2 separate regions of the Homo sapiens genome follow, and region 2 is linked to region 1. The links are chromatin contacts, found by Hi-C or POLR2A ChIA-PET in ENCODE. All regions are on one chromosome and are shown on one strand. Each heading gives the region's core, a stretch centred on a gene start or an enhancer-like site at or near the end of the contact. The rest is flanking DNA. Distances are from core to core; before and after follow the strand shown. Region 1 holds the start of OBSCN-AS1 (OBSCN antisense RNA 1). Region 2 overlaps OBSCN (obscurin, cytoskeletal calmodulin and titin-interacting RhoGEF).

What was found. A loop is a pair of places that touch in the nucleus more often than their neighbours do. ChIA-PET counts read pairs that join two places held with the same protein, here RNA polymerase II (POLR2A).
Region 2: a map of Calu3 shows a loop between it and region 1 (2.7-fold over the local background). The contact joins the enhancer-like site here to the promoter of OBSCN-AS1 in region 1. A Hi-C loop is called at or near these places in 1 of 168 maps with a recorded cell type or tissue (Calu3). POLR2A ChIA-PET finds 5 or more read pairs at or near these places in 1 of 52 experiments (A673).

Annotation. Positions count from the first base shown.
Region 1 is chr1:228,212,361-228,217,412 of GRCh38, reverse strand. OBSCN-AS1 (OBSCN antisense RNA 1) reads left to right here and starts at 3,758. Exons shown (of 2, transcript NR_073155.1): 1 at 3,758-3,991. OBSCN (obscurin, cytoskeletal calmodulin and titin-interacting RhoGEF) reads right to left here. Exons shown (of 116, transcript NM_001386125.1): 2 at 4,642-5,052; 3 at 3,703-3,972; 4 at 2,979-3,239; 5 at 2,315-2,623; 6 at 1,584-1,850; 7 at 711-992; 8 at 125-400. RefSeq lists a silencer at 3,622-3,671.
Region 2 is chr1:228,343,794-228,348,910 of GRCh38, reverse strand. All of the region lies in intron 86 of OBSCN (obscurin, cytoskeletal calmodulin and titin-interacting RhoGEF), which reads right to left. Among named protein-coding and RNA genes, the nearest start is that of TRIM11-AS1, 48 kb to the left of the region's middle. Within about 2 kb of position 3,475, at least 3 of the 41 ENCODE cell types and tissues checked have a DNase peak (open chromatin) inside an H3K27ac peak, as active enhancers do.

The sequences.
Region 1 (5,052 bases), core at 2,509-5,008:
GACACTGTCAACCATTTGCTGGAGAAAAGAAGGGTCAGGAAGGTCAATCCTGCTCTGCTGGAGGCAGCCGGACCTGCTCCCCACCCCACATGGGCCTGGACGCATGCACACACAGCGTGCTCACCAGAGACGCGGAGCCGGAAGTCCACAGAGTCCTCGCCCACGCGGCAGGAGTAGGTGCCTTCATCCTGCCTGGTGACTGTGGCTGCCACCAGCCGGTGCCGCGTCCCCACATCCTCCTGCAAGAAGCGCTCACCGGAGTGGCCCAGCTCCATGCCATCCTTGTACCAGTGCACGTGGACGTGGGCTTCGGAGGTCTCACACTCAAACTGCGCCGGGCCCCCAGCCACGGCATCCACACAGCTGCCCGCCATGTCCTTGTGCAGAAAGCGCGCGAGGCCTGCAGGACACAGGCTGGGTCAGGCACTGCAGAGGCCCTGAGCACAAACTTGGCCACAGTGCTCACAAGCTGGAGCTGGTCCGGCTTCTGGGACCACACAGGACACCCAGGCTCACCAGGCTAGAGGGACCCTGCTTGGGCAAGCAGCCAGTGCGGCCTACTGACTCTAACCTTGGGACTTGTGCCCACCAGAGCAACCACCCAGTTATGGAGTCCCTCCCCCTACCAAGCTGGGCTCGCCTCCACTGCCCTGTCCCTCACCCTCCCCACAAAGTCAGAGAACCCCGCAGAGGCTGCCAGCTGCTCCCACCTTGCACGGAGAGCTGGTAGGCGATGCGGCCCCCGCGGCTGACGCACTCGTAGAGGCCTGCATCGTCCCGGGCCACATCTCGCACAAGGAGCACCCGCCGCCCGGCCGATGCCTGCACCTCATACTTGGGGCCTGGGGACAGTGTGCGACCATCCTTCAGCCACGTCACAGCCGCAGCCTGATCTGACAGCTCAGCCAGCAGCTGCGCCTCCTCGTGCAGCCGAGCCAGCACCTCCCGGGCAGCTGCGGCTGGCGGCTTGTTGGCAGTCAGCCCTGGGGCCGCTGGGGGCCAGGTATGCGTGGCCAGAGGGGAATGGACGGAGGGGCACAGAAAGGTGAACAGAGGGGAATGGACGGAAGGGGAGACAAGGAGAGACAGACACGGGGCAGAGAAAGATAAAGGGAGGGACCCAGGAGAACAGCACAGGAGGACAGCGAGGGAGAGGCAGGCAGGGGAGACAATGGCAGAACAGAGGTCACAGATACACCAGAGAAGCAGGGGAGACAGAGGTGGAACAGCCAGGCATGGGATGGCAGAGACAGAAAAAAGCAGGAAAGAAACGGAAGGGAAAAGATTAACAAGATAGAGGAGGCAGGAGGGGGAAAGGAGGAAAGTGGGGAGACAGACATGAGGCTCTGCCCAGCAGGACCCCTGCAGCCCCAGGCCCTCACCCAGACACCAGGGACCAGTGCCACCAGCCAGCCTGGGTGAGTCCTCACACGCCCACCACCCTGCCTGCTTCATCCCAGTGACCTGCAGGCTGACAGGGTGTCCTGGGGCCCTCAGACCTGTAGCAGCCCTACCTGGAGCCCTGACACCGCCCACCCTGGAGAAATGAGGCTCAGGGTCCCAAGCTGGGGCCCTCCACCTACCCCGGACCTCCATCCGGATGCTGCTCTCAATGCCGTTGGCCACGAACTTCAGCTGCGCCCCGTGCAGGCTGGCGGGCACCTCCCGGATGGTGAGCGTGTGCCGGGTGCGATCACAGTGGATCTCATACACACTGCTGGCCTTCAGGGCCTGCCCATCCAGGAACCACTCACCCGCTGAGGCCACCGTGAGGTCCACGGAGAAAGTGACCTCGCCACCCTCTACCGCCTGCACCGCCTTCAGCGGTGTCCTCACGGCCAGCTTGGGGGCTGTGGGGCGGGCAGCGTCAGAAAGGGGCCGAGGAGGAGTGGGGAGTGCTGAGGAGGTCTCTGCCTTCCCCTTCTCTTCCTACAGAGCCTAGACCTAAATGTTCCTCCTCCAGGAAGCCCAGCCAACACACAGAGCGACCATAGCATGAGTCAGGCTCATGAAGGAACAAGGACAAGGTACAGCTGCCCTGAGACCCCTCCAGCATCCTACAAGCCCCACCAGAGTGGGGCAGCCCTGGAGCCCCGTCCCCTGGGTCTGCTGGAGACAGGCAGGCTCCCAGGGGCCCTGTAGTGGGGTCACCTATCCTTCCCACCACGGACACTGCACCAGGGCAAGGCCTTGGCAGCCCCCCTCCCCACAGAAGGTCCCCATGAGGCCACTCTGGCCTCCCCTGAAGCTGGACCTGGGGGATTCCGGGGCAGGTGAGCAGCCCCGTAGGTTGTAACAGGGAGGTCCCACTTACCCAGGTGGACAGTCCCCGGGAACTCGAGGTAGGGACTCTGACCAAAGCTGTTGAGAGCGGACACTCGGAACTGGAAGTTCCCCTCCTCCGCCACATCAGCCACGGTCAGCTCAGGTGTAGCCACCCATTCAGCCTCGTGGCACCTGATCCAGGTGTAGGTGCCAAGCTTCTTCTTCTCTACCAGGTAGCCGTCGATAGTGACAGGGCGTTCCCCATGGGGTGGTGGGGACCAGCTGAGAATCACGGAACTCTCCATCCTGGCCTTTACCACAGGATCCACAGGGGGTTGCAGGGGAGGCTTCCTGGGGGCTGTGTAGAGGGTGGGCAGAGGTCAACTACTGGGAGCCTCTTCCTGAGCCCTGGGTCTGGAATCACCTGGAGGGGTGTCACAGGATCCCCAGCTCTCTTGGGGCTGCTCTGGGGACCTGGACCACTGGCCACAACCTCCAGCCCCAGACCTGCAGCCACTTCTCTGGTTGCAGCTGAAAGACTGCGCGGGGGCTCAGGGAGCCTAACGTTGGAGGGCCAGGGCTATGGTCTTGCCCGGCGGCCCTCGGTACAGCAGGCTGAAGCCCAGAGAGCTGAGGTAATGGAGGGCAGGGGACTGGGACCAGGGAGACAGCAGGGAAGCGATGCCATCCTGGGAGCACCCTCAGGCCCTCACCCGACACGCAGAACTGGGTGGACGTCTGGCAGTCGCCAGCCATAAAGGCCACCTGGCCCACATCCTCCAGGCAGCACTGGGAGATGGTTAGTGTGTGGCGCGTGCCCTCCGCGGAGATGGCCACGCGGCCCCCCGCCACCACTTCCTCCTGGTTCCGCAGCCAGTGGACGGGGCCCACCGGGACCGCCAGCTCCACGCAAAACATAGCCGTGTCGCCCACGCGCACCGCCGTCTTCCGAGGGAGCTTTCGGAGGAGGTTTCCTGGGGTGGAGGGAGCCGGGCCAGTCAGACCAGCCCCTGCACGCCCCGCTCCAGACTCGCTCCTCCGCTTGCCCCCTGTCTCCCGGTTCCCAACTGCCTCCGATTCACTCCCCCGCGCAACCCCTTACCTGTCCCGCCGGCCCAAGTCCCAGCTCGGTCCCACAAGACCCCTGCCCACTCCGTCTCCCCTTCCCCCTAATCACCACCCCGTGCCCGGCCCGAGCTTGCTCCTCCGCCCCCACCTTACCTGCCCTTCCCGCCCCAGTCCCGCCCCTGCCTGCCCCAGTCCCAACTCGTACCTCGCAAGCCCAGTCCGTCTGCACCCTGCCCGCCCCCGTGCCCGCCCAGCCCGTGCGGCCTGGCTCCCCCCTCCCCCGCCCCCGGCTCCCTTCTCGGTGCCTCCTTGCCCCCGCTACCTCCCCGAAGCCGCCCTGTGCCCCGCCCCGTGCCCCGCCCCGCCTGCCTTGGACTGCGAGCTCCGCCACCGTGCGGCTGCCCTCTGGCGTCTCGCAGATGTACACCGCGTCGTCGTCGGCCGAGACATTGCGCACGGTCAGGCGGCGCTCGGTGCCCTCCTCCTCGATGCCGTACTTGGCGCTCGCCCACAACCGCGTCTCCTCCTTGAACCACGCGGCCTCAGTGGACGGCTGGGGCACCTCACATAGGAACGTGGCCGACTCCTTCTCCCGCACCTCCAGATCTTGCAGCCGCTTTTTGAAGGGAACCGCGGGCTCTGCCAGGAGAGAAGACTGGTGAGAGGGGCGGGGCCGGAGGGTGCAGGACGACGGCGGGGTGGGAAGGGGGAAATTGGGGGATTGTGGGCGGGAAAGGAGACTGGAGGATGCAGAGGTGAGGGTGTGGGAAGGAATAGGGGACAGGAGCAGAGGGGCTGGGAGGCTGGAAAGGAGAGGGTGCAGGGTAGAGGAGTGGGCTGGGGAGAGGAGCGAGCAGGAGGCAGAGGGGCTAAGGGTTGGGAAGGGCGCAGGGGAGGAGACAGGAAGTTGGGGGGCGGGGGAGTAGAAGAGCAGAAGGCAGAGTGGTGGAGGTTGGGTTGGGAGCAGCGGGAGGGAGAGGGCGGGGCTGAGGAGGTGGGATCCCCTGCGGCCCCGCCCCTCTCACACCTCTCGCCCCTGTCTGTGGGCCAGCGGTGGCGGGTTGGGGGCGCGGCATGCAAAGGGGGCGGGGCGGGCAGGGGACTGGGTGGGGAAAGCGGGTTGCGGGTGTTTAGAATAGGTCGTGGGGCGTCGCCCGCATTTTGCGCACCAGGAACGGACACCTGCAACCCTGGATTCCACGACCGGACAGACGCGGGTGGGAAACGGCAGACCGCAAGGGCGAAAGGACCCAGGTGCACGGGTTGCGGAGGAGCCTGGGCCCGCGCGCCCCGCACCCAGGAGCTCACCGCGCACTACGACCAGCACAGAGCTGTAGGTCTGGCCCACGAGGTTGGACGCCGTGCAGGTGTAGAGGCCGCGGTCCGACTGCTTGCAGAAGAGGATCTTGAGCACGAAGTTCTCCTGCGCGTCCTCGTACACCACGTGGCGCCGGCCCTCGGTCACCAGCTGGCCGTCCTTCTTCCACACCGTCTCGGGCTTGGGCTCGCCGGTCACGTAGCAGCTGAGGCGCGCGTGCTTGCCTTCAGTCACCGTGCAGGTGCGCGTGCCGGTGCTGGGCGGTGAGGCGGGGGCGCCCTCGGCGCGCATAGCCTCGCGCCGCCGCTGCAGGTGCGCCAGGAGCGCGGCCGTGGAGGTCCCGGGCCGGCTGGCCGTGTCCGCGGCGTCCGAGTCCACCACTAGCGCCGCGGCGGCGCTGG
Region 2 (5,117 bases), core at 2,226-4,725, 130 kb before region 1:
TCCCACATAATGTCTAAATACATAAAACGGCATCGATTCACATTCCAATAGTGCCGGGTGTGCCCCACAGATTGCTTAAATCACAAAGGTCACAACCAGCACCGACTTATGATTTGTATAGAACTATAAGATATATATACATTATACACACACATACACACACACACATATACACATATATATTTGTGGAGACGGAGTCTTGCTCTGTTGCCCAGGCTGGAGTGCAGTGGGGCCATCACAGCTCACTGCTGCCTCGACCTTATGGGCAAAAGTGATCCTCCCGCCTCAGGTGCACCACCATGCCTGGCTAATTTTTTAACTTTCTGTAGAGACAGGGCCTCACTCTGTTGCCCATGCTGGTCTCAAACTTCTGGGCTCAAGTGATCCTCCCACCTTGGCCTCCTGAGTAGCTGGGACTATAGGTGTGAGCCACCCCACCCAGCTCAGAAATAATTTTAAATAATTTTTTTCAAAAACCTTCTGGTTACCACCTCAGATCTCCACACCCCTTTATGGCAACTCCAGAAAGGAGCTGTGCTCACACCCTCCAAGGCGTCTCTTCCCATCCCCACTAAGCCCATCCCCTGGGCCCCAGTTCTCTCCCCCAAAGCTCCTGTCAGGGCCGCCACGCTACCAGCAGCTCTGTCCTCATCTTGCTGTGGGAAAACAATTCTCCCTGGAATTCAGATTCCACATTTCAGCCCTCTGAGCAAAGGCACTCACAGCCAGGTTTAGAATAGAAGAAGAAGAAGAGAGTAGAGTAGAAAGTAAGGAGAGTGAAGCAGAAGATGCCCATCTGCCTGGCTGTGTTCCAGGACAACAGAGACAAAACCCTTCCATTCCTTTCCTGGGAGACATTTCTGCATCCCAGGGTAGGAAGTCACCCCCTATCTCTGGAGTGAAGCATGGGCAGATATACCAGCAGCCGCATAAAAAGAGCTCCATGTCTCCTAAGATTCACGGTTTCTCTCTCATGGGACAACCCCTGCATGCAACTAACACCTAGCTCCATCACCTCCTCACAGAAACGGGTGGGGGCAATGATGAGAGACACTGAGGCACTGCTGGTAAAAAGTCTTTGTCTCTGACCCATGAGTCTTGTGTCTTTTGTCTATATCTGGCTGGCAGGCTGGCTTGCAAGATTGCAAGTGGGGTAAAATTTTGGGCCCTTCACAGTTTTTGGTTTACAATTTTGGGGACAGGGAAGTGACACTGTCAGAGGCATGGCCTTCTGGAAGGGAAAGAAGAAGCGGCCCTGTGGATCTCTTTCTCTACTTTGTTGCCCTGCTAAGGAGAGAAACTAGGCAGGTAGTTGCATGCTGAGCACTGAGAAGTGGGTTCAAACACAGACACCTGGGCAGTGCCTTGGTTGGCACTCTTTCTCCAATCCCTGCCAGGGACTTTGCTGGTTCAGCCTCAGTTCAGCCATTTCACAATAAATGCCAGAGCCAGCGCTGGATCTGAGGAAGATTCTAACCCTGTTCAGACCACAGCCACGGACACTCGTGCCTGAACTGAGTGCTTGGGGAGGGCCACCAGCAGCCACGATGGGCAGAGGCAGGAGAGGGCTCAGCCCATCTAGGTCTGGCTGGTTTGGAGGGGAGAGGATGGGCACCGAGCCTGCACTAAGGAAGAACGGCCACAGCTTGGGCGTCTTGTGGAGCAGCCTCCTGCATCCACCATGCTGGCCTTCCATTCTTCTGGGGGTGACAGTAGAGGATCTCTGTGTTTGCGGTAGAGACGGGGTCCTACCTCCATGGTTGGCTGAGCCACAGAGGGGTGCCTTGTTCCGTCATTGTCCTCTGACCCCTTCCATCCCCTCTATACCACAGATCCTTTCCTGGCTCAAGCAATTTCCCCGAGACAACAAACTCCCCCAAGGGAAGGCAGAGGGGACACGGCAGGGAGTGCATGGACTCCTCCCGCTACGGCCTGCCAAGCAGCCAGGATCACAGTCATGCGACACCATGCCAGGATCAGAGATAATTTTAAATAGGCTGGCAAGTTAAAGACACCTCTTCCTGGGGCAATGAACAATGAAGTGAATCAAGGCTGCTGATGGGGACACCCCGGCCAGACCGCCAAGGCTCCTGTGCAGAGCCCCCAGGACACCACATCGCTGAGCCCCACCACAGGCAGGGCACAGATGCAGAAATCTACATCACATGTCAGACTGGGGACATCCTGGAGAGACATTCTCAAGCCTACAGGAAAGGAAGACACAGTACACATGGTGAACCCACTCTCCATCCTGGCATACCGCTCCTATGAACCCAGTGTTGGGGCTCAGAAAACAAGACCCCAAAATGAGGGCTTCCCAAGCAGCCTCAGAAGCAAAATTTTATCTCTGACCTTCTCCTCCCCTCCTGTCTCTAGCCCCTCATTCTCCTCCCAGGCTGACATAGAAACAGAATCCCTCTTCCCCAAGGTGGGTCATAGAAACCAGGACACCTTTTTCTCTAAAGCCAGCCAGAAAGCCTAAAAATAGGACTCCAATTTTCTCTCCATCGTTCTGTGTAAAACCTGGCCATGAAGAAATGATCTGACCTACTTTGTTTGGCTGTGGATCCAAGACCCCCATTCCAGCAAGGGTCCTGCTTCTCACCCAGAAGAAAAGGGCACTGCTCAGAAGGCCAAGAAGAATCCAGACAGACAGGCCTAGCGGGGTGTCCCCACTCAGTCTGTTCTCACTAGATCCAACCCTATTTGCCCAATCCTATTTCCACACAGTTGTCCATACTTTATGGAACCTAAGCATTAAAATGGACAGCTTCTTCTGGGTCTTTGGGTCTTCATTCTGAAGGATCCAGTGTCTACACATTCAATAAGTGTGTCTGCCTTTCCTCCTATCTGTCTGCCTTTTGCAAGTGATTGTTTAGTGAACCTGCAGAGGGCCGAGGGGAATGTTCTCCATGGCCCTTAGGCCAGCTGTCCCTCTCCAGGGTCTCTGTGGAGGCCACCTGCTGTGAGGCTGCTTTGGGTCTCCAGCCACACCATGAAAGCGTGTGGCTAACATGAGCCACGTGTGCCACACACACCCCCTGCAGTTTGATGTCCTATGACATCTACCACAAGAGCCACTCAGCAAGGGGATGGCGGTCTGACTGCGCCCACCTCCTACTGGCCTGCGGACCTTTGGAAGGCAGTCCGGTCACCAAGTGCAGCTGTCCCCAGAGAGGAGCTATCTCCTGCAAGCTGCCTACTGGGCTGGTGGTTAGGAAGCAAGGGACAGGGGAGGGCCTCCATCCACAGGGAAACCCAGGCTCTGCCATGACCACCCCTTGGTGGCAGCCTGGTCCAAAGGGAGCGGGGCTCAGGGCATTCAACTGGCTTCTGGCAGGCTTTGATAAAAAAGCTTTTGTTCCTCTTGAACCTAACCTCCCGGAGGAGAGGTCTGGACAGGTGGCAGGAGGGGAGCTCCTAAGACCCCAGGGAGCAGGCGTTAATGACCCACCCAAGCCTTCCTCCAGAAGTATCCCAGGGCAGCCCTCCAAGCCATTGCGTTCATCAGCTCCGACCAGTGGACACTGGGATGGCCCCTCCCACACACCCCGGCAAAACTCCCTGGAGTCCTTCCTCTCCAGCCCCGTCCTCAGTCATGGGCAGACCCGCGGGCCCGGCTGCTATGGACAGGGAGAACAGGAAGGGCTGAGTGCCCAGATGGTGCCTGCAACACCAGGACAGCACTCGGTTATAAGGACTGAACTGGGGGCTTGGAGGCCGGTCAGCCAGGCCAGATGAGGTTCACCTGACAGCCCAGGTGACCCCCTGGGGGGTCATCTGGGAGGTACCATCAATCAGTACTGATGTGTGCCTTCGTAGGAGCCCCCAAATTGTAAACAATAACTGTGTTCTCAAGACTTCCTGTGTGGGAGCCACACACATGTTGGCTGGTGCCTTGGGGTGGTCCAGGGCAGTCCCACAGGCTGGCATCTCCCCTGCTGAGAGGCTTGAGTAAATGCAGCCTGAGTCACACCGGAAGGACGGCATACCAGCCAGCATCAGTCAGATTAGCCAGGATGGCTGAGGGCTGGGCACAAGTGTGGGAAAATCCCCCAGGGGCTGGAGCCTGTGGAAGTAGGGTGGAGCTGGGTCTCTTGGGGCACAATGGCCCACAGTTGGCCAGCCCAGATGCTCCAGACAGCAGCGCTCACACAAGGAGACATTCCAGGACAGTGGAGCAGAGATGCCTCCCTCCCTGGAGACACCCGAGGTGGTGAGATGCAGCCCCTGAAATCCATGGTGCAGCGCATGCATGTGCAGGTTTCTCCCACACCACCCCTGAGAGCTGCGGCAAGAGCCTGTCCTGGCTGCTGCCTCATGTTGAGTGATGAACCATTTCTGTCTTGGACCAACAGGTCTTGTGTCTTGTGTGTGTGTGCAAGTAACTATACATGTATATATGTGTATATGTACCATTTGTGCATGTTTACATGCAGATATGTGTGTAGTACATATGACTGTGTGTACCTATGTATATGGTGGGTCTATGTGTATATATGTGTACTGTGTATGTATGCATGCACATGAATGTGTAGTATTTATGAATATACATGTGTGGTGTCTGCGTGTAGCATGTATGTGTGTTGCATGTATCTGTGCATGTGTATTGTGTATGGTATGTGGCTATGTACATATGTATATGTGTGCAGTATTATCTATGTGTGCACATATGTGTGGTCTCTAATATGTATATTTATATGTGTACAGTGTGTGCATATATGCACATGTGTAGCTGTGTATAAAGTGTGTGTGCATATGTAAAGTATGTACTTGTGTGTGTAATGTGCATACATCTCTGTATGTGTATAGTGCATGTTTGCATGTATCTGTGTATATATCTATGTAGCTGTATAGGTGCATGTAGTGTGCACTTGTGCATGATCCATGTGCATGTGCTATGTGTGCATATATGTGTACCTGTATAATGTGTATCTATGTACATATTCATGTGTGTGGTATGTATTTGTGTATATGTATTGTATACTATGCATGTATGTGTAGTATCTGTATGTGTGACGTGCATCTATGTATATTACACATATAGTGTTAATGTACATGCACGTGTAATGCATATATATGGTGTGTATGTACATATGCATGAGTGTGTAGCATGT